Linked DNA regions of Mus musculus: region 1 is linked to region 2. The links are chromatin loops, found by intact Hi-C in ENCODE. Cell type or tissue: heart. All regions are shown on one strand. Each heading gives the region's core, and the rest is flanking DNA. Links, peaks and the distances in the headings are about the cores only. Region 1 overlaps Fry (FRY microtubule binding protein). Region 2 has its middle 42 kb from the start of Gm52797.

Region 1 (16,286 bases), core at 3,922-11,921, 220 kb after region 2:
AGTTTAGATACTTCCTCATCTCCTGTAATCTGAAACTCCAACCAACAACATCTCTTTCAGTTACACTCAGAAAAGAAATGCAGAAGGCAAAATCATCAGATGGGAGGCGTAAGGAATGGGAGGGAAAGGGAACTGAGAACAAAAAGTTAACAAAGCCAACAAAGAAGGGACTTAGACACTCACCCAGAGAGAGAGAGAGGATTTTAGCTTCAGGCCATGCCATTAATGAGCCACTTTAGGGGCTAGTGAGATGGCTCAGGGGGTAAAGGTGCCTGACAACCTAAGTTCAACCCTCCAGATCCACATGGTGGAAGAAGAGAACTGACTCCTGACCTCTAACCTCTGACCTCAGCATACACACCATATAGTATTAGTATTCACCCAAACACACATGCATGCACACACAATAAACGTAGTTTTAAATAGTATTTTATTTAGCTTGGAGAGTTAAGCTCTGTGGTTAAGAGTACTGACCAGAGTACTATTTTATAGAGGACTCCAGTTCAGTTCCCGGCACCCACATGGCGGCTCACCGACGACTGTAACTCCAATTCCAGGGGATCTGATAACCCTTATCTGAACACCCCAGGCATGGCACATGATCATGCATGTAGGCAAAACATACATACATATACAATCACATGGGTGCTCAGAATCAAACTCAGATTCTCTGGGGAAAAAAATTAATACTCGTATCCACTGATATGTTTCATCCCCCAAAAAATGTAAGTTTTAATCTGATGACAGTGACACAAAAAGAACGCCCAGAGAAGAGAAAGATATCAGTGCCTAACCCCCTAGGGATACCCGAAGCCTGAGGAGGCTCTGTCATGGCAGCAAGCTTCAGTTTATTTATTTAGCTTCCGATGGGACAAGGCCCACAGGCTAGTGAGGGGATCAGCCTAGGCTATGCGCCATGCATCTTTTTCTTAGTTATCTACTGCATGACAGCCAGAGGGGAATCAACAGATGGTCTCAAACGAGCAGCCTGCGACAGAGAGCACACTCTCTGGCCTTTGAGCAGTGACGTTTATTGCCTAAGTCCATCCTGACCCTCTTCCCACACATCAGGCATGGGATGGTTCTGACTGTGAAAGGCTGCTGACAATCTGTCACCTTCAGAACCATGCTCCTCAGTCTTGGTGTCACCTGAGCAAGCCTTCCCTCCTCACTTGTCACTTGTTAGCCTTCGTCATGTTAGCCATTATCTGCCTGCTGCTCTCACGGTCAACCTTCAGTCCATGGATCCTTCCCTCTAGTCCATGATCAGAGCACAATTAAGGAAGGACACGGGCTAGGGACAGAACACAGCCTGAAGAGTTTGCCTCAGCAACTTGAGGCTCCGGGTTTAATCCCCAGCCCCTCCAAAACTGTATAAGGTTTAGACAATGAACAGCCTCAGTTTTCCTTAAGGCCCCCCATATCAGGGACACTGAGGCAGAGTGGGGGTGGGGAGGAGTAATGGACCTGAATTGAGGTGAGTGTTCAATTCCAAGGAGACCCACAAAGGAACAAAGGGCAAATAACAGAACACACTGATCTACAGGAGAAGCCGGTATGGAAGGAAGGAAGAGTTTGGGATCCCTTGAGGGTCAGCCACTCAAACACTCTCCTGGGACGAGAGCAGAGGCTGAGAATAAGGGGAAGTCTCTGAGCAAATTCCAGAATGGCCCTGAAACACAAAGGAGGTACTGTTGCTGTGGGCAGTAGTAGACAGGGTGACAACGAGAAGCAGGGCATGGGGAAATGAGGATGTGACCGTGACCACCAGAGGATACAGTACTGTTGCCTGAGAGACAGGAAGCGGCATGGGAAAGATGGCGGAATTTTCTAGAAAGTTTGACCTTGGTATCTTGGCTTGCTATTTTTCTGCCTGTGTGATCTAGACAAATTATTTAAACCTCCAACGTACCTTTCCTCCCTTGGCAAAAATTTGGCAATCTTGGAAGGGTGCCACCTATCTCTGAGGACCAAATAGCACTGTGGCATCTACACCCTGGTTAGTCAGAGGAAGGTCCGTGGGAAAGAGGCAGTTATCAGTGTAGGGTGGGAGGGCCGTTGGCTTTACTCTGAGATCTAGCCGCTGATTGCCTACACCGAAGCTCTTGAAATGCCAGGCTTTGTAGATAAAGTGGAGCATTCTGGGAGAGTGTCTAACGCTGCTTTGCTGTGGGTCTGCATAGACGGCTTTTAACCTCTGAAACCACCTTGACAGCCTAATCCGAGGATGCTGGAGTCTGCAGGCTGTGGTGCCAGACATGCAGGGAGGGAATCGTTAGACATACTTGGAATGTCTGAGCTATTTATAGCATCCTGTTTATTATTGTGTACATTCTTACAAAGCCCAAAGCCGGGAGCACTTTTTGAGAAGGGAAAAGAACAAATAAATATTCTTGAAAGCTCAAGAAAAATGGCCAGGCTTTATCGGGAGCTCATGAAAAATGCTATTTTATAAACTTCAAAGGGGAGTCAGAGGGTGTCTCAGAGGGAGGTAAGGAGCCTGCGACCTGTATGCTGGGTCCTTTGGGTCCTGAGAAAATGAGCCTCTTCGGATGCCCCACCCCCCAGAGGGTCAGGACATGAAGGTAGGGAGCCACGTACATGAAATGTGGGATTGAGTTGCCAACAGGAAGTGCATCACCCCGCACCCCAAAAAGTCCAGTGAAGAGGTGGTAAGCTGACTCGATGCAGTATCCACAGCCTGGCCAGAGGAGGGAGATACACACTTCACAGTTACTTCATAGTACATTTTACCAGAAAACTTGGGTTCTTCATAATTGGAAAAGCAAGACCATTGTTGCTTCAGCCTCCCATTCCTTACTGGCTGAGCCCTCAGTAAGGGTTTCAAGGACATGTCTCCACATAGCCGCTGCCGGCCTGCTACACCAACACTTCTGGTGATAGCTAAATACATCAGACACACAAACTGCAGACAGATTGTGGAGTGTGGAAGGAGGCTGGCCAGCTACTATATGTGTGCTTTGATATGTATTGTTCAGCCAATTACTAATGGCTGAGTCTGAGAGGGCTTACCCAGCGGGCTTCCTGGAGGCTTTGGAGATAGATTGCCTCAGCATCATGGTCAATCCCTAAGCAGTTCTGCATTCATGTCTGAGTGCTAGAGCCTGCCTGGTTTGGCTTGTGGGTACCAAAAGGGACTCTCCACGGGCAAGGCATATCCTTTCTTCCACCTAGAAGAAAATGTAACCAAGTCAGCGATCTCATGCCTTTCTTTTCCCAGACTCTCTATTCATATGGATGACGAACTGCGCCACATTGCACAGAACTCTCTTCAGGGACTACTGGTTGACTTCTCTGACTGGAGGGAAGACGTCCTGTTCGGCTTCACGAACTTCCTGCTCCGGGAAGTAAATGACATGCATCACACCCTCCTGGACTCCTCCCTAAAGTTGCTTCTGCAGTTGCTCACCCAGTGGAAACTGGTCATACAGACACAGGGAAGAGCCTACGAACAAGCCAACAAGATCAGAAACTCAGAGGTGATTATGTGCACCTTTTTATGTAATACACACTCACACATACACTCATGTACACACAAACACACACAAACATATACACATATACACATATATAAACACACACACACATATATACACACACACACACATACATACATACACAGATATACAAATACATACAAACACACACAAACATATACACACATATATACACATACACATAAACACATGTATACATAAACACATATACACAAACATACACACATACATACATACACAAACATATATATACAAAAACACATATATACACATACACACACACACACACATATATATATACATACATATACCCACATACTCACACACAAACACATACACAGATTCACACAAACACACACAAACACACACACAAATACATGCATATACACACGCACATATATATATACATACACACACACACATACATCGAGGCAGCCTAGGGAACCTTTAGAGTTTTTCCTTCCTGATGCCTCGGGCCTACCTGTGATGCTGGTCCTTAGTTCTTCCACCAGCCATGTTGTGACCAAGGAACACAGGAAACAGCATTCCATAAGGTTGGACTTGTTAACTCCAAGAAGGCCATGTAAGGGGTGGAAATTGTGTCATGGAGACAGACGGGGAGAGATCCAGCAGTTAGCTGTCCACCGGAGTATTTTTTTCCAAGTTAACATTTATTGCTTCACACTGTATCTGCACAGATGACAATGCAGTCTTCGAGTTTCTTGGTCACTAGTGAATGGTAAAACTATTGCTAGCAGTCTGGAGCATGCATGGAAGGGTACCAGGGTCTCAGAGACACATGGTGAGCTGGCAGTGGCCATGCGGATCTCTGGTTCTGGAGGGACAGCATCATCGGAGGCTCAGTGACCTGCGGAGACTCTGGGCAGCATAGCAGCACCCAGTGAAAAGTGAGGGTGGCGTTCAGGTTCCTGTGTGCTACATGAACAAAAGACCAACTGGTTGAAAAAGAAGCCCAAATGCTTTGAAGACGGGAACGGAGGTGGCACCTGCCTAGCCTCTCAGTTGCCTTTGCTTGAGGGTCATGTGATTGCAGTTTGGAAACTTCCAGAACCCATCATGTATGTAAACATGCAAAACTTAGAATAGATTCTACCTAAGAAAATGTAAGTTAGTGTTGGTTTATCCTTATAATCCCAGTACTTGGAGGCAGGGGGAGGAAGATCAGGAATTCTAGGTTAGTCTGAGCTGCATAGTGAGACCCTGCCCCCAAAAACATACAGAAAAGGGGGCTGGCTGAGGGGTAGCTCAGCAGTTGAGTGTGCCAGCTGCTCTCCCAAAGGTTCCCCGATCAGGTAGCTCACTCTATCTCTAACTCCAGTTCCACAGGCACTGATGCCTTCTTCTGACCTCTTGCTCCACATGAGCACACATGCAGAGGCAGGCGCAAGCCAGTTACTAAAAACTAATAGAAGCCTTTTTAAAGTTGTTTTAAAAAAATACAAAGTAACAACAGTGACCTCTCCCGACCTTAAAAAACAAAAACTGAATTCTCTTGGAAAAAACTCCAGCTTTGGGCTTGAGTTGGCACAGGAGGGTAGAGAACTTGCCTAACATATGGGATGCCCTAGGTTCAATATTCTCAGTACACATTGATAGGTTATTTCTCTGCTGGTGGAGTGAGCCAATTCAAGCCAGATTAGAGTATATTAAATGCAGATTTGTTAGGAAGCTGCTCTCGGGCGAGTCCACTGGCCCCAAGGACCAAGGCCAGGGAAGTCACCATGGGGAGGTGGGGGAGAGGGAAGAGAAAAGGAAAAGGGGTGTACTCACAGAGAAAGGAGGAGAGAGAAGGGGAGAAAGGAAAAGGCAAAAATGTCTGAATTACATGTAGGGAAGAGCCTCTGGGGGGAAGGGCAGCCCAGCCCCTGGGCTAGAAGGTTCAGGGCTGGAGGCGGGGGGTATGCCAGGTAGGGACTGGGGGATGCTGGGAGGACCTGAAGGCCAGGTCTGCTTTGATATGTAAAATATGCACCTCAGTTCCTTTTCCCAGAGTCTGAATCCAAACACACATATATACCAGTACCACCAAATATGTGTGTATGTACATACATTCATAGTACATACATACATAAATACATACATACATACACTAGTATCAATTAGAAAGTAAAAATTTTGAAAAATCTAACTTAATAGTGTCTTTTGTCTGTAGAAACTTCAGTGAAAATAAATTAAACCACTTTGATCTCAGCTGTAGCATAATCCCAAATGGTGTGGATGGAGAGGCAAGATCCGTCTCCTCTCTACGTACAGCCCTTAAACAGTCATTTCCCATCAGAGGTAACAGACGGCTGGCTTTATCACAAAGCACCCATTGATCGATCCGAAAGGCAAAAAGGGAATCCAGAGATCTCATGAATAATAATCATTTCACACACTCTTGTCTCTAAGCTGTTTCAATTTAATTTTATGAAACTAAATGTGCAGAAAGCCTGTATTTCTCCCTTGTTATCTTGCTGCTGACCCTGGAATGTTCTTCTTGCACGACAGCTCATTCCCAACGGCTCCAGCCACCGTATGCAGTCAGAACGAGGCCCGCACTGCAGTGTCCTCCATGCTGTGGAAGGCTTCGCTCTCGTCTTGCTCTGCAGCTTCCAGGTGGCCACACGCAAGCTGTCGGTGCTGATACTCAAGGAGATCCGAGCTCTCTTCCTGGCCCTGGGTCAGCCCGAGGTACGGGGTGTTCTCCAGGAGTCTCCCTTCAACAGCTATGGATCAAAGACTAGAAATAACACAGTACTATTGGGGGTACCTAATATGTGTAGGGCAAGGACTTTGTTGTTGATACATTGTTGGGTTTTTAATTAGATAGTGGCTGTAGTTTCGTTTGGTTTGTTTATCTGTTTTTGCTTTATTTTGTTTTGAGGACAGGGTCCGTAGGCCTTGAACTCACAGAGTTCTGTCTGGCTCAGCTTCCTAAATTCTGGGATTAAAGACATGCATTCCCAGGCTATAACAGAATTCTTTTTAAAATCTTAAGTAAACCACCTTTTAAGATTGCATTTCTTGTTATTTTCTGTGCACAAGTATTTTCCACCCAAGCACGTGTACCATGTACATTCAGGGTCCTTGCGAGCCAGAAGAAGTCATTAAATCTGCTGGCACTGGAGTTGCAGGCAGTCGTGAACTGCCGTGTGGGTGCTGGGAACTGAACCTGGGTCTTTTCTGCTGCTTCTTTTTTTTTAAACTTTATTTCCAAATTTCATACTGTATTTCCATACAACACTCTCTTGGCTCCAATCCATACCCCCCCAATTTCACTATCTTCTCTTTTTAAACACACACACACATATATATATACATACACACATAAACATACATATGATACACACACACATATAATATATATAGTGTGAAAGTCCAGCCTACTAGTCCATTTAGTATTGCTAATATGCATGTGCTTAGGGCTGACCGTTTAGGATCAGATAACCTATGGGAGATTTGTGTATAGAGAAGACTAATTATCTTTCTCAACAGCCGTTAACTACCTGTAGCTCTCTACCAGGGGTGGGGCCTTGTGGAACTTCCCAGCCACGCTGGACTATCAGCTGGTATTGTCACTGTGTAACCATATTGTGAGATTTATGGGCACAGTGGCATCTTTAATCTAGTAGAAGCAAATCCTATATTCTGACAGTGACAGAAGAGACCACTTCTAAGTTCCTAAATGACCCCACTTTACCAAGAATTTTAAGATTAATTTGGTTGTGGGTCATTCCTCTCAGCATCTGACATACATCTAATTAAGAAGCTGCCACACATAGAGAATAAACTAGAAAACGTAATACATCCTCTTTAAAACATCATGACGCCAAAACAAACACCTTGGTTTCGATGGTGGCGGAAGAAAATGTGGCCTCCCAAGATAAGAGGCAAGGCTGCACTGCACATGGGAAGCATGGGGTACAGGGCTTGTCTACTGTGTGTTTTCTTTGGACTAAAATTCAATCACAGGCCACGTTGTCAGCTATCCTGGTAAGCCAGTGACCTCAAATAAGATCATTTTAGTGTCCCAGCGAGGTATGTTCCTGCAGGCAGGGCTCCTGCCCCTTAAGCTTATCCCAGAAGTGTGAGTGTCTCCGAGACTAATATACAGTACTGGCATTTAGATTCTGGAGTATGAGCAAGTATTTGAAACTGGAGCTTTAATTATCTTGCGCTGGAAATCAAAAGTCTGTCTATCCTCGGGACCAAAGGGTTGTTTTAGTCCCTGCCTTCTCTTTCCTGTCTCTGTGAGAAAACTGTTATCACTGTCTGGCAGGCTGCTCTGCTTCATGTCCTGGGATGAAGGTTGTGGGGACGGTGGGAAGGACACGTTTCCCATGGGGTATAACTGGCTCCTCCTTTGTACAGGACGATGACAGGCCAATGATTGATGTCATGGATCAGCTGAGTTCTTCCATTCTTGAAAGCTTCATTCATGTGGCAGTTTCAGATTCGGTAAGCAGACGTGTGGTCCCCAATGCTATCTGATGTCAGTTATAAATCCTGAGCCTCTCTCTCAAAACAGAGCCAAATAAAAACCCTATGTGTCAAGCCTCTCAAGGCAGATTAATAACCTGAGACCCAGATACCTAAGAAAGAAAGATTAGCTTTTCAAAAAATAGCACAGGACAGGTCTGAAAAAAAAATTTCATACAAAATTTGAACTTTCAAATATTTTTGAAAACTTCAATTTCAAATAACTAGCCTTAAATTGTTATTTTTAATACATAATCTTTGTTTAATTTTGTACTTAATATTTTGTATTACAGCAGTCTCAATACATAAGTTCCACTATGTGTTACTTTATAGTTCCCAGGATGGTTTTATTTTTAGTACCTTTGACCCTCACAGTTATTAAAACTCAGAAGCATTAAGCCAGGGGTTAGCTCAGGGCACAACACTTTGTTTTTCAAGATGGGTTTCTCTGTGTAGCCCTAGCTAACCTGGAACTTGCTCTGTAGACCAGGCTGGCCTAGAACTTAGAGATCTCCCTGCCTCTGCCTCCTGCATGCTGGGATCAAAGGCCCCGGTGACCCTTAAGAAACCTAAAACTAGACCCAGGAATGGAACCTTGAGCCTGTGGTGTGTGGTACAAATGCCTTTAACCTGAGCACTTGGGAAGCAGAGGCGAGTGAATCTCTGAGTTCTAGGCCACCCTGCTCTATATAGTGAGAGCTCGTCTCAAAAAAAAAAAAAAAGAAGAAGGAGGAGGAGGAGGAAAAGGATCTACAACCTAAGATGACAAGTATTTAGAACATGGCAGATTTTTTACCACAGTACTAGCTAAATGTAAGCCTCTAGCTGCATACGCTAACAGACATCCTCCTGCCTCTGCCTCGCTGGGAAAGCGTGTGTCACCACTACCCAGCTTAGCTATCTATCCTTTAAAACAGAAAAGTCCAGTGAGCAGTCTTGGATTCATTCCAGCTCCACAAACAGGGAAGTCTGCGGGGAGGGGGGGGGGGTCACTGAAGAACACACTTAGCTGGTACTTAGCACTGATGCCTGTCACATATGCAAATGACTGCATTGTGGAATCTGTAAACTTTCCACAGACTTTCATGACACAGAACACAAAATGCTAATTTTGGGCAATCACAATCACGATAATCACTAAGGCCATTGGCCAGGCACAGTCAGAATAAAGACGTATACGTTCTCTTATGTTACAGTTGTCAGAACCCGACGTGGAAGGGCTCCTATAGTTCTTATACATGCACATCTGCCTTTCCTGTAGATGACTGTCATATATCCTCATTTTCTTCTGTATTTGCTAGACTCAGATCCTAAGCATGTCACCAGGTCAGCATCCTGCACTCTGTTCAGCAGGTGAGCACGCACAGGCGTTGGATTTCTGTACCCATCTGATTCACAAAGACTATCAGGAGAGATTACTTACAGCTGCTTAGTCATGAATGCAGGAGATGTCTGTCTCTAGAGTCAGTGATCTCCCCAGAACCCAGGTTTAGGGAGACCACTTGATAGGATCTCATCTCCCTGGCTCTGAAAGTCCAGTTCTGCCCCCTTCCAGCCCAGTGACTTATGAAGGCCAAACAGATCTGTAACATTTACCTAGGGGAGTTCATGGCCCTAGCAGGTGAAATAGAACACTCAATAAATGCCTAACTAATGGCTCGCAGTCTTGGCACATGTCTTTAATCCCAGCACTCAGGAGTCAGAGGCAGGAGAATCTCTGAATTCGAGGCCAGCCTGGTCTACAGAGTGAGTTCCAAGACAGCCAGGGCTACACAGAGAAACCCTGCCTCGAAAAATATAAATACATACATACATACATACCTAACAAAAGAGCAAGCATCCCCCCCACCCCTGCTTTGGAACAATGGATATGCTGTTTGAAAACTGGTATTGCCTAAATATTGATGTGGATACTTAAAAGACAACAAAGTGAGAGAACTTATCAATTCACACATATATATTTTAAGAGAAGTTTTGAAGTACATTGGCTTGATATCGTAGGGACAGATAAGGTATCCTCTTAAAAATCATCGCTGGGATCCCTTCATACAAGGGAAAGTAAGTGTTCAGGTGTTTTCTAAAGCCCCGGCAAAGTGTTTCAGTGCAAGTAAAGACACGCACACATCACACAAACAAATCACAGGAGCAAAGGCACAGTTATGGATCCCACACGTGGTTTGCGTGTTAGGGAGATTATTGCTCCATGGTGAAGAACACTTACTTCCAGAAGTTCAGAGTTTGGATTCTCAGCACCCACATGGTGGCTGTACAGGCTGGTTTTGTGTCAACTTGACACAGGCTGGAGTTATCACAGAGAAAGGAGCCTCCCTTGAGGAAATGCCTCCATGAGATCCAGCTATAAGGCATTTTCTCAATTAGTGATCAAGGTGGGAGGGCCCATTGTGGGTGGGGCCATCCCTGGGCTAGTGGTCTTGGGTTCTATAAGAAAGCAAGCTGAGAAAGCTAGGGGAAGCAAGCCAGTAAGTAACATCCCTCCATGGCCTCTGCATCAGCTCCTGCTTCCTGACCTGCTTGAGTTCCAGTCCTAATTTCCTTTAGTGATGAACAGCAATGTGGAAGTGTAAGCTGAATAAACCCTTTCCTCCCCAACTTGCTTCTTGGTCATGATGTTTGTGCAGGAATAGAAACCCTGACTAAGACACCAACTGTAACTCTAGCTCCTAGAAATTCATTGCCCTCTTCTGGCCTCCACAGGCACCAGACACATAGGCATATGTTCGGGCCTAACATTCATATCCATAAAATAAAAACAAATTTTAGAAAAGCACAAATCTGTGGTCACATTTAAATTGATTAATATCATATATCGTCACATAAATGTTTGGTAACCATCCTCTGACTTCAAAACTTAAAAATATGATTATAGCTAGGCCTGGTGGTTCACACTTTTAATCTCCCGCACCAGGCCCACCTAGTTTACAGAACAAGTTACAGGCCTGCAAGAGCTACATCGTGCTTCCTTGTCTCAAAAAGCAACAACAACATTGAAAATGATTGTAATTGTTGAAAGTCACACTTACTGCTGCTATGGCTGGCAGAGGGGTGCAGCTGACTCGGACAGGTGTTTGTTAAATGTGATGGGTGTCCCAGATCCAAAGCTGATCCGTGGCATCCGAGGTTCGGAAAGGCACCGTGGAAACAGGGGCGGCAGGTCGAGCCCTGGTAAAGTCTGCCAAGCCTGATTACATTTGGCTGCCCATTTCTTGCCCTCAGGCAACACTACCTCCGACCCACAATGTAGATCTCCAGTGGTTGGTGGAATGGAACGCGGTCCTGGTCAACAGCCATTACGATGTGAAGAGCCCCTCCCACGTCTGGATCTTCGCGCAATCTGTCAAAGACCCCTGGGTCCTGTGCCTCTTCAGCTTCCTCCGTCAGGAAAACTTGCCGAAGCATTGCCCCACGGCCCTCAGCTATGCCTGGCCTTACGCCTTCACCCGGCTGCAGTCCGTGATGCCGCTGGTAGACCCAAAGTAAGGTGCCCGTGTGTGTCCAATGCTTATGATTGGTTCTCTTACATTTTCATTCCACATAAGAGGTTAGGCTACCATAATCTTCTCTAATTTTTAAAAATTTCCTGCTATAGCATTCTTAGTACATAGTAGAGATAAAAATATTCTGTCTAGAACAGGGTTTTTTTTCTTTTGCTTTAATAATCAGTATGACTAAGTATACCAGTATAGGAAGCTCTGGCTCTTAATCCCAAGATCTTTAAAATTCTTCTGTGTGTCCTCTCATCCTTGATGGGCAGCTGCCTAATTTCTTGAGCCCTCCTAATGATCTTTATTTAAGAAGTGATATTTACAGCCCGGTATAATAATATATGCTTACAATTCTAACACTCAAGAGGCTGAGATAGAAGGATCGCTACAGGATCAAGGCCAGCCAGGCTATGTACAGAAAGGCCTGTATAGTGAGATTCTAGCTCAAACAGAACCCCTAAAACTCATATTCAAAATCAAGAATTGGAGAGACAGTTGCACACACGGCTCTCGCAGAGGACCCAAGTTCAGTTCCCAGCACCCAGGCTAAGTGGGTTAAATGGCTCACAGCTGCCTATAACTTCAGCTCCATGGGGATCTGCTGCCCTCTTGTGGTCACCATAGGCACATGCATCCCTGTATACACACACACACACACACACACACACACAAAATAAAAATAAAAATAAAACCATAAAATCAGGAATTTAGTTTTACCGTTGTTTGCCTCCACATCTATAGCAGCCCAGTCAACGCCAAGAAAACCAGCACAGCGAGCAGCGGAGACAACTATGTTACCTTGTGGAGAAATTACCTCATTCTCTGTTTCGGAGTTGCCAAGCCCAGTATTATGAGCCCAGGACACTTACGAGCATCCACTCCTGAGATAATGGCAACGACTCCCGACGGTACAGTGAGCTACGATAACAAGGTGACATGACATGCTTCAGGGGAATTAGTCTGTAAGGGTTGCTTTTTAGCTTGTTCATGTAGCGTTTGTTCCCAGTGCAAATCACACTGTGCCTGCCATCTGCATTAGCGTGGAGTCTGACTTCTCATCTACCACATTTCCAGATTCCATTGAGCATCTTCTGGGAATAGTTTCTTGCCCCTCCCCTGCAAGTGTGGAATGGAAGACTGAGAGATAAGGACGATTGCCAATAGTGTGTTCAGTGCCTCAAGGCTGGGCTTGTCCACTCCGGGCCCAGTTTCCCTCTTCACCAATTGAATACCTCAAAACCACAACTTTACCCAATGATAGTTTTGTTGACTTAAATAGTTTGAAAAAGAAAAGAGCAGGGTTTTCTTTAGGACTTGTATCCCAGGTAGAAAATAATTGTACTGTGTTAGATATATGTTCATTTGTTTGTTTGTTTGTTTGTTTTAATTTTTATTTTTCCCTGAAATGATGGCAGCGTTTTGGAATGTGACTCAGTCACCTGTTGTTGCCTAGTTACCGTGTTACCTCTTTGTCACTTCAAATCTCCTCGTTCCAGGCCATTGGCACACCATCAGTGGGCGTCCTGCTGAAACAGTTGGTGCCTTTGATGAGGCTGGAAAGCATTGAAATCACAGAGTCCCTTGTTTTAGGATTTGGAAGAACAAATTCCCTTGTTTTCAGGTATGACTGTCCCAGTACATTCTTCAAAACCATACATGCTGCTGCAATTATAGCTGTTTCTCTTAACTCAAGCGTGGGGGTGCCCGGTGCCAGCGAGTGCTGGCCGGTGCTGGGGTACCAGTGGGCTGTGCATGGTTTTCTTTATGCCTTTGTTTGATGTGCAGGTAAACAGCCTTCCTTTTTAACCCTCAATTTTTATTGCATTTGCAAGCTTTGTCCTGGGTAACTGTACGTAAGATAATTCCTTATCCATCTCCCATTAACCAGACTTTTGCGAGGCTACAATACCAAAATGAGGGTAGTGTGTGAAAGCATTTTGTACTTCTAAATGGTTTTATAGTCACATATCTGAGGAGGATGGAGGCAACACTTGTTAAACAAGAGTCAGGAAAGGGGACTCCCCAAACATCTCACCCTGACAATAACTAAGAATACAAGTTTTCATTACAAGAGTACCAATTAACCAACATTTAGCCATTCATTAATTATTTAGATCTGCTTTAAAAAGATAACTCACGGTTCCTGAATTCAGCGTTCTTTCCAAGAGAACGCAAATCCCCGTGTATAGCTTATCCTCTCTCTGTGATCCTGGAGGTAGATGCTGCCATCCATTCAGCTAACCAACAGCAGGAGTCTAAAACATCTCCGCAAGCCTCAGGTTGCACAGCTGCACCAGTAACTCAGTGGTTCAGAGCACTGGTTGCTGTTGCAGAGGACCCAGGTTCGATTCCCACTGCCCTTCTCTGGCCTCCGTGGGTACTGCATGTATGTTGTGTGCAGCTGTGCATGCAGATAAAACACATACACATATAAGTACAAGTAATTTTTTAAAAGTTTTTAAATCAATCAATTACATATTAATAACATATTAGTGTTATCATATCATTATATTAATATAATGTCCTTTGGTATCATGCTATATTGTGATAATTTAGTGCTATTAACATGATATGTTATTAAATGAGATTTTTTGATAAATTATTAGAGCAATCAAGACAAAAATCTCAGATTTTTCTCTATCAGTTCAGAGTAGATTCCCATAAGCCTTCCTGGTTCCCTGGAGAGTGATAGAGGTATCATGTGGAAGTTCCAAACTTATCTAGCTGCGAGTTAGATCTCACATCTGCTTAAACATGCAATTCAGAAATGATTTCCTTAAGAAGATAATTTATAACAAGTATAAATGATAGTTGGAGACTTGGAGGGCAAATGAGAACCGTGTGTGTGTGTGTGTGTGTGTGTGTGTGTGTGTGTGTGTGTGTATGTGTGTGTGTGTGTGTAATACATATACACAAAAGATATAGATAGATGGATAGATAGATAGAGATATAATACACATGTAAAATATATATAGTATATATAGGTGTATACATATAATGCATATATAAAATACAGATATGTCTTAGTTAGGATTTCTATTTTTGTGAAGAGACACCTTGACCATGGCAACTCTTATAAAGGAAAACATTTAACTGGGGCTGGCTTATAGTTCAGAGGTTTAGTTCATTATCATCATGACAGGAAGCCAGACAGCATGCAGGCAGACATGGTGCTGGGGGAGAAGCTGAGAGTTCTACATCTGGATCCACAGACAAGCAGCCAAAAGAGACTGCTACACTAGGCCTGACTTGAGCATCTAAGACCTCAAAACCCACCCCCACAGTGACACACTTCCTCCAACAAAGCCACACCTCCTAATAGTGCCACTTCCTATGAGCCAAGCATTCAAACACATGAGTCTTTGGGGGCTATACCTATTCAAACCAACACAATATATAACACAGAGAGAGGTAATTCGATATATATTAATGTTATCAAAACATTTTTGCTACATAGGAAAGGTTTTAACAAAAACTGTGATATTTTGTCCCTTGCTATAGTTTGCTTCTATCAGATAACACAAGTGTAATTACTCTGAAACACAGGTTTCATGTTTTAAATCTCGTATGTGTCAGTCTCCTGAGTATATCTCTAAGGTAGTTCAATATTGATCCTCTCCTTCCTTCTGATTGGACTGACAGGTTTATTTGAGGGTAGAGACTCAATTTATAATTATTTTCAATTTCTGGAAGCCAGTCCTGAAGCTCCCTGCATTTGTAAACACTTGGGAGATCCTGTGTCGTTGTTCAGATATGGTGTTCTGCTCAGTACATATGCACAGCATCAGAATGAGGGCTGTCTGTGTAGGGCAACACCCATGCATATGTCACCGGAGGTTTTGGTTGGTAGCCAAGTGAAATAATTACATTATTTAGGCTGGAATGGATATGTTGATGACAAGTCTTATATCAATAACAACAAATTTCAAATATGACCTTTTCCCTCTGTAGAGAATTGGTTGAAGAACTCCATCCATTAATGAAGGAGGCTCTAGAGAGAAGACCAGAGGTAAGGTTTGGAATCTCCACCATGAGGGCCTGACTCATTTGGACAGTGGTGTGAATCTTAAGTCAGCTTTGTCATACCCTAAAGAATACAAACACCCCAACCTGTTCCTAACAGTGAGCCTTGCTATATAGTACATTAGATTTCCAATAGTCAAATAATTTGTGTCTTAATGAATTTTCTAAATGCACAAATGCAAAAACAACTCAAGTAATCACATGGTTTTAGTTTTGCAAAAGAGCTAATTCAAAATCTAATTTTGGTTTTTAGCTTGCTTGACTTTGTTGCCATCTTTATTAACAAGCCAGGATCGAGGAGACCAGAATTCTCTTACAATATATCAAGATTGAAAAATAATAAGATTAAAAAAGAAACTTCCAATAAATATGATACAAGAAACAGCAACAACCTGGGGCTGGGGAGAGCTCAGCTCTTAAGAGCACTGGCTGCTCTTGCAGAGGGCCCTGGGTGGCTCGAAGCATCCCCAACTTCAGTTCCAGGGACTCAGATGCCCTTTCTGGCTTCCATGAGCACTGCACACACAAAGTGCACATACATGTAGGCAAAACACCCATATGCATAAAATAAATATTATAAAAAAGAAGCAGCAGAAGTTTAACAGTCTGGAGATCAAATAGCATGCACTCCCTGAGCAGTCTGGGAATTGTCAGCATCTGGAGTCCGCTCCAGTCGCTCCCGAATGCTCAGCCTTTCAAATGACCCTGGTGCCTTGGCACCTTGCACGCTACTCAACACTTCCGCCTCATGTATTCTTAG
Region 2 (16,286 bases), core at 5,520-13,519:
AGCTAAAGCAAAGGAGAATATTTCCCCCTCTCTCCTCTGAGCGTAGGCACAGGAGATGTATTAGCTTGTGATTGGGAAGGTGGCCTGTGGTGGGGATGTTCAAACAGGATGGTGGGGGGCGGCGGGGGATGTAACAATGGTGAGTCATGACTGGCCAGCTCAGCAGGAACACCTTCCTGGGTTCAGAGGTAAGAAAGGAGTCACCTCTAGCAACTCTGCTTTTGGCTCTACAAAAGGAATGTTCCAGGGCTGGAGCCTCGAAGGTTGTGCAGCCTTAGAAGATAATTGTATGAATAAATGCAGGAAGTACAGGCATTCCTGGCTCAGACACCAGCACCATCCTCAACAGACATCAGTAAGATTGTGTGCCAGGCAAACCCCAGGCTGACTCTCCTGTGGTAATGACTCCTAAGGTATAACGTTCCTATGATAAAAGGAAAATGGGTGTTATCAGGATTGTTGACACTCAGTAACATAGCTCAACTTTACGCTGGTGAATGGCTTCCATTTAGGGAACATTGTTTTCAGTAAATGGGACAGCCAATTGTTGATACTACTTTGACCTCTTTTCTGGACATCGACACCCTTGACTGAATAAGTAGCAGAGAAGAAAATGGAAGGCAAGGAGTGTGGATAAACCAACTTCTAATGTGGATATTGCAATGTGTGTTTATAAAGCTAGAAATATGCCAGTATGTATCTAGTGAATTTGGCTAGAGAAATTGGGTCGGCTGATCTTGTATCTCCATTTATCCTATCAAGAAGAGGGGACATCAACTGAAGAATTGCCTCCATCAGATGGACATGTGGGCAAATCTATGGGACATTTTCTTGATTTATGACTGATGTGTGAGGGTCCAGCCCACTGTGGGTGGTCCTATCCCTAGGCAGGTGGTCCTGGGTAGCTAAACAAATCAGAGGAAATAAGTCAGTAAGCAGTGTTCCTCCATGGTCTCTGCTTAAGTCCCCCCCCCCCCCCCTTTCCTGGCATCTCTCCCTTTCCTCCCTGAGTTGATTTTGGATGATATTTTCTCTTAGCAACAAACACTAAATCAGAAGAGTAATAAATAAACTCCACAGGACTTGGGAAAGTGAAACGAGGTACCGTGACCATTCAGCCATGCTTGACTAGATCCTGGGCGTTTTAGGGCAGTCTTTATTCTATGTTATTTTGAGAAGTGTAGTCCAGGCTAGAAGCAAAACTTGCTGGGCTCACAATAGGCTGTTGCAGCCTGCTAGTTACATTGTTGCAGATTTTCTCTTCAGTTCAATGCTCTGGTCACCCTTCTCTCCACAGCTTGGGATAAGACCACAAGGGTGCTAATTGATATCACTTGCCACTTGTTCTAAGCTAACCTTCAGGCTTCCGGTGGCTGTCTTCTCTATATAATTCACTCCTCTCGGGCTGCCTCTCTGATACCTGTCCTGAAGTAGTTGCTTGCTACCATGTTCCTGAGCTCTTCTGGGTCGGCCCTAAAGATTTATTTCTAAGTACACTGTAGCCATCTTCAGATACACCAGAAGGGGTCATCAGGTCTCATTAGGTGTGGTTGTGAGCCACCATGTGGTTGCTGGGACTTGAACTCAGGACCTTTGGAAGAGCAGTCAGCGCTTTTAACCGCTGAGCCATCTCTCTAGGCCCTGATTGAGTTTTTCAGAGTTCCGTGTTTGTGGTCTGCATCCGTGAAGAGGGCTGGACTGTGGCTGGTGATCTGATAGGTCTCCCTGGCTTCATTGTCCTTACTCATGGGGTTGTGTGGCAGCCATAAACTCCAAGTAGGTGTTAACAGAAACAAAAGGCATGGGTGCTTTTCTGGTCTCTGCCCTAGCCTGCCCCCTTCCACTCTACTTTTTGTTTTGTTTTGTTTTTGTTTTTCGAGTCCTCTCTACTTTTGACTGGTGCCAGTGAAATAGGAAGCAGGCCCAGTGGCGGGATCCAGTCTGAGTTAACCCGTGTAACTACAACCCCTCTGACTCCTAAGCCAAGCTACACCCCTTCCCTAAGGGTGTGGGTAAGGCCAAACCCATTGACCAGAGTAAAGAATTTTTTTGTTTATTTGTCCTTGAAGGACTATTTATGGCATCTTAACCATGTGACACTCTTGAGACTGTAATTACAGAGTTTCGTTTGAGAAAAATCTATAACATTCCTTGTCTTACTTTCTCCATCTGGGATTTTGTATTGAGAGCAGTCTTATCTTGGTGGCCTGTCCCCTCCCCACCCCCACCCCCCTTGAGCATCCCCAGAGGCTACTGTGTGGTTTCCTTGGTGGCTTTTTTTTTTTTTTTGGAAACACTCTCCTGTTGCTAGGCAGATGGACCAGATTACATAAAATGTAGATTTTTTTTTTTTTTTTTTTTTTTTTGGAGAAGCTCTTTTGAGGGGCTAGGACCTGCAAGAATCAAAAGGCAGCTTGCGAGGTTTCCAGGAATGAGGCTAGAGGTTTAAAAACTGACTGATCAAAAGGATTTGAAAACAAAACAGAATGGCTTGCCCTGGTTTCCTTTTCATATATTTAACAAATGTGCACAGGGTGAGGCCATTCTCCTTCACCAATGTTTATTTCTTAAAGTTTGGTTTGTTTGTTTTTTCTTATTATAAGAGAAATTCCCTCTCATGACCAAAAGAACAACGACAACAACAAAAAGATAAAATTAAGAGATAAATTACAGAATGTAATTCTGCCTTATATGGAGGCAAATTAGTGTGTGTGTCTTTTTTCTGTTCATTTTTATTATCTCTCTGAGAATTTCATACAATGTATTTTTTAAGATTTTAATTTTAAAAATAAAATAAAATGCACATAGATGTTTTATCTGCATATAGGTGTGTGTATTGTGTGTGCACAGTGCCCATGGAGACCAGAAGATTCCCCTAGAACTGGAGTTATAGATAGTTGTGAGCTGCCTTGTGGGTGCTGGGATTTGAACCTGGGTCCTCTGGAAGAGCAGCCAGTGCTCTTAACCACTGAGCCATCTCTCCAGCCCAGCCTACAATGTATTTTGTGTGCATTTGTTTCACACACACACACACACACACACACACACACACACACACACACACTACTCAGAATCATTCTCCCTTCCCTTCCACAGAACTCATTTGAGTCATATTTTCTTGATACCTTCGTTTCTGTGCTTTAGAATATTTGCTGAATTCCAGTTAGCTTTTTAATACTTCCAGTTTGTTTGACTCCTACACAGGAACTCTAAAGTCAGTTCTAAATCCATGCCAATTAAAGGAGCAACTTTTCATTCCTGAGGCGTGAAACCAGGCTAATGGCACTTTGGACAGTAAATCTTCTTTATTTAGAGATAGGGTCTCAGCCTTCCTCAGGAATTACAGTAGTGTGTGTGTGTGTGTGTGTGTGTGTGTGTGTGTGTGTGTGTGTATGCGCACGTGCCACGCGCGCCCGCGCATGCCCAGCTATTCAACCTTTTTAATGGTAAGTTTAATAATTGTGTGCTTTCCTTAAATATAAGCTCTTGTAAATCACCAGTAGCTCTTCATGGAAGTTTCCCACAAAATAAGCACTATATAGAATTCCAGAGATTTCCTTTTTGAGCCCAAATGTTTGCCACTCCACATGACACCGGATCCAGTTCCACGTGTGGGCATGGTTAGCATCCAGGCTGGTTGTTTGAGACATTCCTCTTTAGACACATTAGTGGTTTCTCACAAGGCTCATTTCCAAATGGCTATAGATGCAGTCGGTAATGACGGTAAAGATACGAAGCGAGCACCAGAGGGAGCTAGAGGCACGCAGTTGTCTGCATCCACACAGCGCCCTTAATGAAAAAAGATGCCATGAAATTGAAAAAGAGCAAGGGGGAGGGGGTGGGGTTTATGAGAGGATTTGGAACGGAAAAAGGGAAGATGGAAGTGGTGTGGTCATATTATAATCTCAAAAAATAAAAGGAACATTTTAAAGCAGTATTTCTTTAAAAAAAAAAATGCTATCTTGTCCTGAGCAGATATTTTTGAAGGGATAGAATATAACGTTAATATGTGACCTATCTTTTCCAGCATCTGGAATTTGGTTTTTTAGCAAACGTTTGAATGTGAATGACTCGAGTTTGAATCTTAAGCATCATTTAGGGAGTCTGAGTATCATATGCAAACAAACCAGCCTTATACATGTAATTTCTCATTATGATCCTGTAAATAAATATCATCAGGTGGTTTGCATCATAAGGTGAAGTCAATAAATCTGTGTAAATAGCAACACAGATTTGTGTGTGTGCGTGTGTATGTGTGTTAATACAAAAATTAAAATCCAGGCTCAATACTGATAGAAGAAACTTTCTTATTGCAAATGTTGTGATCTTAAAACCTCAAAATGAAAATTTCATAAAATGAACTGAGACTGGAGAGATTGCTCAGTAATTAAAAGCACTGGCTGCTCTAGCAGAGAACCCAGGTTCAATTCCCGGCACCCACATGACAGCTCACAACCAGCTGTCACTCTAATTCCAGGAGATCCGACACCCTCTTCTGGAATCTGTAGATACTACACGCACATGATGCATGGACACATGCAAGAAAAATCATAGACATAAAATCAGTAAATCTAAAGAATTAAAAAGAAAATGAACTGAATTGAAACAACCGTTGAGTCCTTCCACTTTCTCTCCCTTCTTGTTTCTTCCCTACCACCAACCCGGATGCAGTCACAGGCCTCAAAAGAGTCAGTCTGAATGCATGGTCATATGACTTGGGTCCCTCCTCTGGCTTATATGGATCCATTGTCCCATTTTATCCCTGAATTCTTTTTTTTTTTTCCATTTTTTTCAAGACAGGGTTTCTCTGTGTAGCCCTGGCTGTCCTGGAACTCACTCTGTAGACCAGGCTGGCCTCAAACTCAGAGATACACCTGCCTCTGCCTCCCAAGTGCTGGGATTAAAGCCATGTGCCACCACTGCCCAGCTTATCCCTGAATTCTTTGAACAAGGCTGACAGAGTCTTTGTTAATACTACTGATTAAACTAAAATCAGATAACTCTGCCCAACATGTATAATTCCATCCCAATATATATTGGAATAACTGACCTAAATCTTTAATTGTTTGGACACTGTAAGGAAAGAGTAGGCATAAGGAGTGTTTTTATTGTTGTTTTGGAGGGTTTTGTTTTGTTATTTTTTTTTTCCAAATATGTCTTTCTCCCTGTAAATGACGTGGTTCCTCCAGTTTCATGGGTAACTTTTGCTGGAAGAGAAGTTCACTTTCTTTTCTTTTTTTTAAAACATTTTTTAAATTTTATTTATTATTATACAATAAGTACAATGTAGGTGACTTCAGACACACCAGAAGAGGGCATCAGATCTCATTACAGATGGTTGTAAGCTACCCTGTGGTTGCTAGGATTTGAACTCAGTACCTTCGGAAGAGCAGTCAGTGCTCTTAACCTCTCAGCCATCTCGACAGCCAGCAGTTCACTTTTGTAACTGCAGAAGCACCTCTCGAGCCCCCAGGCCAGTGAAACCAAATAGATTCACTTTATTTTATAGCCATCACCAACCTCTATCTCCAGCTGTCTTTCCACATTTCCAGACTGAAACTCAGTATCCACCGATGAGTGAAAAGTATTCTGAGGTATTCTAGATCTAATCAGAAGAGCCAGAGAAAGGAGGGAGAAAGAAAGAGAGATGACACTGATTCATATGTGATAGGCCGAGCAGAAGGAAAAAAAACACTTTGCACGTGTGGGTAAGGGCCAGACCTTAAGTTGACCCCTGCACTGACCTTGTATGTCCTACCCACAACCCCACCCAGTTCAGAAGCTTTGAATGCTGCAACCAAACCACTGTCCTTGTCCATAACCCATAAAGCCTCGCTGTCTATGATCTATGCCTCCATCCCCCAAATTTCACCCTCAGAAAGGGTGAATGCTTCTTTGAATCATTTACTTCCAGAGGTCCCAAGTTCAGTTCTCAATGCCTGTGTTGGGTGTATTATCATTTCCTGTAACTTAAGGTCCAGGATCAGATACCCTCTTCTGACCTCTATAGACCTTGCAATTACACACACACACATACACAATTTAAACATAAAATAATTCTGTAAAGATGTAGCTGTACCACTTATAAGTGGTAAAAATCCGTTACATGTTTTAAATTTTAAAATCTGCTTTTAAAAAAAACACTCAGTTCTCCCATCATGTAGACATTCTGTGAAGCTCTGAGGTAAAGAAAAGACAAGAGGGACAGATCAGTGTTTGGGGTAGATGTTTATGTAGGGGAAAAATTAAAACAGATTGTGGTAACTTTCAGGTATGGTCAGGTATGGTGGCACATACTTGTAACCCCAGTACTTAAGAAGTTGAGGCAGGAGGATCATTCGTTTGAGGCCAGCATGAGCTAAATAGCAAAGTCCTGCCTCAGAACAACGATAACAATAATATTCACCGCTTGATACCTATAGAGTGGTTTTTGCGTGGGCTCTTTCCAGGAGTAAGCAATATCAGGGGTGAGGCAAGAATTGGTTCCAGAGCCAGACAGGCCATGGAAAGAAGGTGGCTTTATTGGCATTTCTGTGGGAGGTGACAGAGTGTTTCAAGCACAGCAGAGATAAGATCGGATTTTTGTAACAGAAGATCACACACAGTACAGTAAGGCTCGGCACGGGCGGGGGAGGGGAAGACAGGAGACTGTCCGCAGGGCCGAGAACGCTGAGGCACAGAGAAGTGCTCTATAGAGGGATGTGAGCTACCCATGGCCAGGCAGCTAGGCGGCTAGGCACTGTGGAGGTGAACTGCTGCTACCACCCTGGTGGGTTGGAGGCAGCATCCTTAAAACTTCAGGAAAAGCACTTTGTCCCCTTCGTTTTCTGTCTGAAAACAGGGCCAAATGCATCCCATCTTATCACGGTGCGACAGGACCACCTAAAATGGATCAGTGCCCTTCCCTTCTGGGAGCCCCACTCCCAGGTCTCAGCAGAAGAAAAGTACAGCCAGGGTAAACCTGAAGGATCGATCGGCTGGGATGGATCCCACCAGACACCCCATTCATGTGCCCAAAGACACTAAAATGTGAGAGTCCTGGGAAGCTGTGCACTGCAGGTGCCAGATCCTGGGTCAACATTACCATCCAAGCCTCTCCATAACTAAACAGTGGTTGCTACTGGGGAACACAAAGATGCCACCCACAAGTAACAAAGGTAAGAAGTATCTAGGAGTCGATCTCAGAAATAGTCCAGACATGTGAAGAACAAGAAAGTCTTGCTGGAAGCACATACCGAGGTGCTCACAAAACAAGGCTAGGGCTGGATTCTTGGATGGGAGGTTAGAGACCACGGTCAAGTTTGTTGTTGTTGGTTTTTGTTTTGTTTTGTTTTTTGGGTTTTTTGTTTTGTTTTTGTTTGTTTTGTTTTGTTTTTTGGTTTGGTTTGGTTTGGTTTGGTTTGGTTTTTCGAGACAGTCAGGTTTTACTACAGTGATTTTAAAGCTTGAGAAGGCTCAAGCCAGTGCCCATGTGAGAGTGCAGACTTCTGTAAGCTGCTCCTAAAATTCTTACAAGAAGCACCCAAAACACAGAACTGTTTTTGTAAATAAAAACTATGTAGATAAAAAATTACATAGAGCATGTTCAAAGACCTGAGTGGGTACTGTTATCCTCTCAGATACCAAACTGCATTTTTTAAGATCTTATTTATTTTTAGCATGTGTGTGTATGTGTGTGTGTGTGTGTGTGTGCTTGTGTGTGTTTCACTTCCATGCATGTATGTGCTCCACGTGTGTGCAGAGCCTGAGGACTGTAGAATAGAGTGTCAGATTCCCCCTCCATGGTGATGAGCTGGGTGTGGGCGCTGGGAACTGAACCCTGGCCATCTGCAAACAATTCCAGTGCTCTTAGCTGTTTTGCCAACTTTCCAGTTCTATCGAATGTATTTAAAATCTATCCTGATTATTGGTTTTTTTTTAATGCAGGCCTAGAAACAAAGACCAGAGTAGAGAGTGTAGAGTCCTTTCCTGTGCCTGACACAGGTCATCAGTGTCACAGATAAAGAGAGGGGATGGCTGACATCAGCTATGGTACTGAAGCATTGGGTTTCCTATAGTGAAGTCTATAGGTATTACACATAATATATATGTACATACTTATTAAACAGAGAGAGAGTGCAAATGTCTACCTCTCTCAACTCTGCTAACCATAGAAAAATCACTCACTAGGGTAATGTAGAATTCAGTTCTTAAAACACAAATCACACAGCCTTGTGCAGGAAACAGAATGTAAATGAGAGAGGCCCTGTGGTCCAGGGATCCCCACACATGAACAACCCAAGGAGTACTCTGATTGGCAGACTAGAGAAGATCTTAGGAATCTAGAATGCTGGGGTGGGGTGGGGTGACCTGAAACCTGAACCCCCTCAATGCTAATAAAGCCTCAGGGCCCACGGCAAGCAGAACCCACAGGGGAAGGTGGTGACTCTAAAGTGACCCAGTGTGAGCCTTGGGCCACCCTTGTGCATTCTGCAGGCCTTTCTCAGCTTTAAGAGGCCCTCTCGGGGTCAGGGTTGGCATCCTCACCTGACTTAGTGTGAGTGTTTGGAGATGATGCCGTCTGCTTCCCCAGCATGGTGACTCAGTGCTCCTTACACTCTTCCAAAGCGTGGGGTCTATATGTGCTCAATGTGGGTGGAGATTCCCGTCCTCCTGGATTACCCTGGCCACTGTGAAGGAGAGAATTGGTAAACAGTTCGATTAACAAGATCCTTATTTACTCGACCCCCCCTCCCTGCCCACTCATGCTAGATTCGAAAGCCTCTACATCTTTCACACATCACGTAGCCATTGCTTTATGCACACATGGGAACTTGAGTGGCAGGTGAGTCTAGGAATCCCTGGCCTTTGCGTATGCAAAGCTCTGGCCTCTTGATTGCAGCTGACCTGGCTTCCTTCCACAAAACCAGAGCGGACCTGTACTGCTACCGGGCCATTAATTACCACATCTCTTGGAGGGGGTGTAGAAAGGAACTTCTGAGCAGATATTACAAAGAAGCATGTGCCAAGTCAGTCTTTGACCTAGATATGCATGTTTCTTAGACTAAGCAACCAGTGGCTGCAGTGAGAGTCATTGTAATAGCAGCCAGTGGTCTTGTGAATTTTACATATCTGAATTATATATATATATCCTAGCCAGCTTTAATACCAGCAATCAAGAGGCAATGGCAGGTGAATCTTTGTGAATTTGAGGCTACTCTGGTCTGCAGAGTGAGTTCCAGGACAGTTAGAACTACACAGAGAGACCCTAACACACACACACACACACACACACACACACACACACACACACAAACCCCACAAAATTAAACAAAAAAGCAAAACTTTCAAGTCCTTTGATAACTAAAGACATTATTTTATTTATTGCTATTAAAAAGAGGTATGCAGGGATGGGGTTGTTGGGGAGATGGCTCAGGAGTTAAGAGCATAGGCAGAGGACTGAGTTCAATTCTCAGCACCCACATGGCAGCACTCAACCATGTATACCTCAGTCCCATGAGATCTGACGCCCTCTTCTGGCCTCTGCAGGTACTGCCTGCACATGATACACATACACACATGCAAGCACACACTCATAGACATAATTCTAATTCATAGACATAATTTTAATTAAAAAGAAAGTAAACAGGTGCTAAGTAGCAAAAGCAGGTAATAGATGGTTTGAAGCCACTGAGATGTTTCTTATCTCTGTGCCTCATCTTCCATTACTGATACTTTGAAAACACACTCTTCATGTTTCCCAGCATGAGTCCTCTCTATTCTTTGATGCCCAGTTTTTCATTCTTTTTAATCAGTATTTCAGAAACAAAGTAGTTTTATCTTTCAGTTTCACAAAGCACCTGCAGCCTGTGATTCACTTTGAAGTGAGCTAAGAGCTTTTCTGTCATCTAGAGTACTGTTAGTATGAGTGTTTATCTGCATGTGTTTATGTGTACCATATGCATGCAGTGCCTGTGTTGGCCAGAAGAGGGCATCAGATCTCCTAGGACTGGAGCTACAGATGGTTGTGAGCCTGCTGGAAGCACAGAAGGTATTCTTAACCACTGAGCCATCTCTCCAGCCCTATGTAGGTTGAGGCTTTTTGCATTTATCTTTCAGTATAGCTTTAGATTCCTAAGAATAGAACTGTTTTTAAGTATCTCAAAGTCTATATAAAATACATTGTCTGGTACAAGACAGTCATGCCATAAATACTTGTTGACTCTAGAAAGTCTTTTCCTGAAGGTGACACTTGTCTCAAAATTATAAAATTTGGGGCTGACATCAGACAGGTGTCCCTGCTGGCTTTTAGACTAGAGCTTGAGATGGTAGTTTGGGGCTTGAGTGGCCATTGCCCTGCAGAAACAAGCAGAAAAGAATCTGGAATTCAAATAGAATGTCATGTGTGTCCTGCATGGTGTCCCTTGCATAATGTTGTTCCCCATTTTTGTGGTTGTCCTCTGGCTGTTCTTTGGGAAGGGGTTTTATGATCTTGTTCAGGATATTATGGTTTATCGCTAGAGCTGGTGCCTTACAGACTGTTTTCAAAATCGGGCCTGGTCCTTAAGTGGAGGCAAACGGGGTTTATGTTAGCCTTTCATATTTACGCACACATACAAGTACACTCATACGTGCGCACATAAACACACACACACATTATACATGCCCTCACACACATACACATGTGCTCACACACACATGCACACATACACATAAGTGCATATACCCATGCACACTCATAATTAAAGCAAGCTACACTGGCTCTCATGCTTCTTTGAATTATTTACTTCTTAATTTATTTTGTCCTTTAAATCTTTCCCTGGTGCCTTTGGGTCTCCCATCTCTTTACCATCCTAAAGCCTTTATCTAGTTTACTTATTTTACTGTGTTCCTGTTTAATAACTGATATCTCAGATTTTGTTTTGGGGGGGTTGTTTGATTGGTTTTTGGGTTTTTTTTTTTTTTTTTTGGCATGTTCATTGTTAGGATTTCACATTTCAGGCTTTTTGCTATGCAGAATCTGGAGGCAAAGAGATTCAAAATTCCCCAGCTTGCCATTTGGAGAACCAAAATGAGTTTTACGTAATTTCCTAATCCCCTCTTTTCCATTCCACCTGCCTTCTTAACCAGAGACACAGAAACACGAAGTTAAGGTGACCAGTTCTGGAGGGATGGGACCCATCTCTGCCATTCTGGCTGGGAGATCCTCTCTGACGGCCATGACATAAAGTGGCCAGCTAAATGCCTGCCGGTCTTGTGCAACTCTCTCTTCCTTCCTCTGAGACAGAGGTTAACGGTGTTGACACAAGAGGGGGTAAATAAAGTTTCAGTTAAGTCAGGGTTCAGGGCACCTGTCTTGGTGCAGCCCTGGCACAATCCTTCAGCTCTGAGCCAGAACTTCTAGTGAAGTGGCATAAGTCCCGTGTGTTCCTTCGGCTCACTGGGAATCACAGATGACCACACTTACCACTGGGCACCATGGTTCCTGCACAGTATCCCTACACTTTCCCCCAGGACGACAGCGGGAAGGGACAGTCACTTTTTTCCTCATTTTAGAGCAAGGTCCAAGAGCTTGCCATTGGGAGCAAGCGCAAGCACCAGGGTGACTTCCCTAGCAGACAGCCCACCGGTAGCTTCCTTCCCCTTTTCTGTCTGGGAAAGTGTGCAGTGGGGCCAGCAGGAAACAGAGGTTGAGCGCAGACAGGGATGTGCTAGTGAGGTTTCCTTTCTCCATTGGAGTGGTGGTTCTCAACCTTCCGAATGCCGCAGCCCTTTAATACAGTTCCCCATGCTGTGGGGACACCCCCACACACACCATAAAATCATTTTCATTGCTACTTCATAGCTGTAATTTTGCTACTGTTACAACTTATAATGTAAATGTCTGTGTTTTCTGATGGTCTTAGGCAAACCCTGTGAAAGGGTTATTCAACCTCTCAAGGGGGTTACAGATTGAGGACAGCTATATTAGATGTTTGTGGAAGCCAGTGACCCCTCGAATCCTAGAATTATACTAAGATGAGCATGTAGATACATAAACATATATGAGAGCATATAGATAAACATGTATATATGCCTATACATATGCATGCATGTATATATATGTGTGTGTGTGTGTGTGTGTGTGTGTGTGTGTGTGTTGTGTAAATAAAAATGTGTACATCTCACACACACACACACACACCCCTTTAACATCGGGAAATTGTGGAGTGCAAAGGAGCTCTATAGACCCTCTTGGTGTCAAGGCAGTATTATATTATTATTATTATTATTATTATCTTTCTCCTTTATGTTTTTAAAAGATTTTTTTTTATGTATATGAGTACAGTGTAGCTGTACAGATGGTTGTGAGCCTTCATATTGTTGTTGGGAATTGAATTTAGGACCTCTGCTCGATCTGGCCAACCCTGCTAGCTCTGGCCCAAAGATTTATTTATTATTATAAATAAGTACACTGTAGCTGTCTTCAGACAGCACCAGAAGAGGGTGTCAGATTTCATTAAGGGTGGTTGGGAGTCACCATGTGGTTGCTGGAATTTTAACTCAGGACCTTCGGAAGAGTAGTCAGTGCTCTTACCCGCTGAGCCATCTCACCAGCCCTTTCTCCTTTATGTTAAGTGAGGATGGTTTTATTCTCTTTCTTCTTGCGTGTCTTATCTAGGCTCCCTGCTTCTCATAGAAAGAATAGCACCAAGTATGTTGCATGTTTTCACATACTTTTTTTTTTTTTACATTCATGTATTTGTGTGTAAGATGGGCAGACCACAGTGTACATGTGGAGATCAGAGTTTAGCTTCTGGAAGTGGGATCTCTCCTAACACCATGAGGCTGCCTGTGATAGAACTGCTGCCTGTGATAGCCTGCTGACAAGCACCTTGGCATTTTACCAGCCCTGTTTTTTTTTTTAATTTTGTTTTCAAGAATTCTTTTCTGGAGGTTCTTTCCCCCCTCCTCCTCCTCCTCCTCCTCCTCCTCCTCCCCTCTCCACCTTCCTTCCTTCCTTCCTTCCTTCCTTCCTTCCTTCCTTCCTTCCTTCCTTCCTTCCTTCCTTCCTTCTTTCCTGTTCGGCTGTTTATTTTCCTTTTATTTCCTAGAGTTACCTGTAAAATTCCCTACAGCTCTTTGTTGAATTGCATTGCTTCTATGCCAAGCCCTGGATCCAGGGACTTTCACCAGAATCCTTTTGTTTACCCCACCCCTCCCCCTCCCCTCACTGGCCTACTTCCTGTATATAGATGTTATCACTTCCCCTTTAAGGATGAAGACAGAATCCTGGTGAGGTTAAAGTGCTCACTCCCTATCACACAGCACCAAACCCCAACTTTCCAATTTCAAGTTCCTTAGACTTTCAATGCCCACCTGTGGTATGATGGAGCCTGATGCCGGGTGGTAGAGTCTTTAAGGTCTGGGACACTGGGTTGGTCTTTGGTTTGCCTGTCTGTTATCTCTGGTCTCCAGGAAGACTCTTTACATTTCTGCTTATAAATTGGCAATTTTTCATTTTTATCAGTGTTGCCTAAGGGTTCTCAGAGAAGTCAAATAAAGCCATCATTTCTTCTGACACCACCCTGCATTTATGAGCTTCTGTTCTGAGGTTGTTCCCTCTACCTGACAGCAAGTTTGAATGAAGAGGAAACATGAAATGGCCTTAGTTTAGCAATGCCCCAGGTCACACAAGCTGAATTGCTGGAGGCTATCTCATTTCATCTAACTCTGAGGCCTACAACTGACCTAATGTGGGATTCCTACCTTTGGGCATAGAAGCCCACCTCACCAAGCTGTCTTCCAGGGCTCAGGGAGGGGCACCCTTTTATTTTAGAGTGTCGAGAACATTGTTTAAAGGCACAGGGCAACATTGTTAACAAGATGTCTCAGATAGCAAAGCAAAGAGAAAACTTTGTGGCAGAAGCAAAGCTATACCCAGGAAGTGTTTAAAAAGGAAATTGTACTGTTTTCCTCTTGAAACCTCGGTACTTCTTACAGTTTGATTAGTTTTGTGGCTTTTAAATTTTAAGTTTTATAGCATAAACATAAATTGTACTGGCTGGTTTTGTGTGTCAACTTGACACAGGCTGGAGTTATCACAGAGAAAGGAGCCTCCCTTGAGTAAATGCCTCCATGACATCCAGCTGTAAGGCATATTCTCAATTGGTGATCAAGGGGGAAGGGCCCCTTGTGGGTGATGCCATCTCTGGGCTGGTAGTCTTGGGTTCTATAAGAAAGCAAGCTGAGCAAGCCAGGGGAAGCAAGCCAATAAGTGACATCCCTCTGTGGTCTCTGCATCAGCTCCTGCTTCCTGACCTGCTTGAGTTCCAGTCCTGACTTCCTTTGGTGATGGACAGCAATGTGGAAGTGTAAGCTGAATAAATCCTTCACCACAACCCTCTACCTGCCTCCCCCAACTTGCATCTTGATCATGATGTTTGTGCAGGAATAGAAACCCTGAATCCAACATGAGTTGTTCTACGCTTTTAACTCAGTGGTCTTAATTAGCCTCTGAGATGTTTATTGCACAGCACTCCGTAAGCAGGATGACAAAGATATAACCCACTGCCTAGTGAGCAGTGGACTGGATCTGCTGCACTGGTGACATTCAGTGACAAGCCTTGGACATGTTGGCAAAGGTTATCCTTGTCAGTTTTATCTTGGTGTTCCATTCCTTACCTAACTTGTCACTGCCCATGTATGATGGACATTTGATCTCTCCCTCCGCACTCTTTCTTATGGAAGGTTCTCCTCCACTGCCCTTTATGTGATCAGCCACTTAGTCTGGTCTTACAGCACTCTCTCCTTCATTCATTATGCTGTGAATGCCCCAAGGTTGGAAACACTGCCTCTTTCCTTGACCCTACTTCCCAACCTTGACTGGGACACAGAAGAACTCCAGCACTTGCAGCATGGGAGAAGGATGGAATGACAGCGCTGTCAACCCTTCGTAGGGATGGTCTGCTCCTACTTCTTCAACAGTGGCCCTCAACCTTCCTAATGCTGCTACCCTTTAATCCAGTTCCTCACGTTGTGGTGACACTTAACCACAAAATTATTCCCATTGCTACTTCAGAACTGTAATTTTGCTACTCTGTATGAATCATAGTGCAAATATGTTTTCTGATGGTCTTCAATGACCCCTGTGTAAGGGTTGTTTGACTCCCAAAGGGGTTAGGACCCACAGGTTGAGAACTGCTGCTCTAAATACAAGCTCCAGACTCCTGTGGCAGTCAGGGTTCCAGAAGGGCTGTGGAGGTCACAGGGGAGCCAGCCTTTACTTTGGCAGTCAGCAAAGCATGGCTGCAGCTATCACATCCCACCTGCTGTCCCTTCCTGCTACTGCTGAAGGCCTTGCCTTTCTCTTGCTGCTGTCCCTGTGTAAAGCCATTGTCATTATTCAGAGCCTAGAAAGGTTCGTTAAACAAAACAATACCGACACCACTTCCTGTTGTTTTTCCTCTTTTATTTTTCCTCTGAAGTAGGAAAAAAAAAGAAAAAAGAAAAAGCATTTTGAACTCAGTTTGAAATATGTCCAAATCTGTTGTCAGAATTCACCTTTGAGCCTTTTGTAAATCAAGAAAATAAACCTCACGAGGCTAGAGCAACATGTCCTGGCATCTCATTGCTTACCAGCCTTTGACCTACATATTTCAGTTGGCCTTGAACATTATTTCTTCTTCTTCTTCTTCTTCTTCTTCTTCTTCTTCTTCTTCTTCTTCTTCTTCTTCTTCTTCTTCTTCTTCCTCCTCCTCCTCCTCCTCCTCCTCCTCATCTTCCTCCTCCTCCTCATCCTCCTCTTCCTCTTCCTCTTCCTCCTCCTCCTCCTTTCTTTAGAGGAAAAACTGCCTGTTTTCTAATGAAGTACTAGCTAGGTACTTATGTTTGTTTAAATATATGAAGACAACTCCTAAAGTCTAAGCCTGTTTCTAGAATTTGCCAGAACTCTGAAAACACTGTTCTCATGTGCCTACCTTTATATTCCCTGTGCACTCACTGGTCAGGAGGACATGCCTCCAGCATGAGTGCCAGGAGCTAGGCCAGGCTCTGGGGACACAAGGACCAGTAAGAAATGAGTCACATCCCAGCCAGAGAGAGTGATAAGCAGAAGATTATAAAATGGTCTGGGGAAAACAGATTCACAGCACACAGTGGTACAGAGTGGGGCAGTGGCATAGAGGAGCCTCAGGGAGCCAGAAATGCTTTTTTGTGGGAGCTAGGAAGTGGGGTGGTAGGGCCCAACAAAGCAGGGGGCTAGAGATGAAGGAGTGAGCTGGACTCCAGGAAGGGATGGAGTGGGAAGTCAGGCCAAACCTAAGAGC

The links. Hi-C counts contacts between places; a loop is a spot of excess contacts. Peaks named below come from ENCODE experiments on the same cell type or tissue, not always from the same donor. Only the 100,000 strongest peaks of a DNase experiment are listed, where the experiment ranks them.
Region 1: a loop joins it to region 2, with 2.4 times the contacts of the local background. A loop is called at or near these places in 2 of 42 quality-filtered maps.

Annotation. Positions count from the first base shown.
Region 1 is chr5:150,382,744-150,399,029 of GRCm38, forward strand. It overlaps Fry (FRY microtubule binding protein), which reads left to right. Exons shown (of 61, transcript NM_172887.2): 18 at 3,242-3,500; 19 at 6,030-6,212; 20 at 7,893-7,979; 21 at 11,235-11,494; 22 at 12,245-12,434; 23 at 13,000-13,124; 24 at 15,455-15,512. Among named protein-coding and RNA genes, the nearest start is that of Gm36299, 17 kb to the right of the region's middle. In heart, for the core only: no CTCF peak of the experiment used is centred there; DNase peaks (open chromatin) are centred at 7,488 and 7,808; H3K27ac peaks cover 4,738 bases.
Region 2 is chr5:150,165,171-150,181,456 of GRCm38, forward strand. It overlaps a transcript of Fry not described here. Among named protein-coding and RNA genes, the nearest start is that of Gm52797, 42 kb to the left of the region's middle. In heart, for the core only: CTCF peaks have their summits at 9,549 (motif pointing left) and 9,964 (motif pointing right); a DNase peak (open chromatin) is centred at 11,631; H3K4me3 peaks cover 276 bases; H3K27ac peaks cover 545 bases.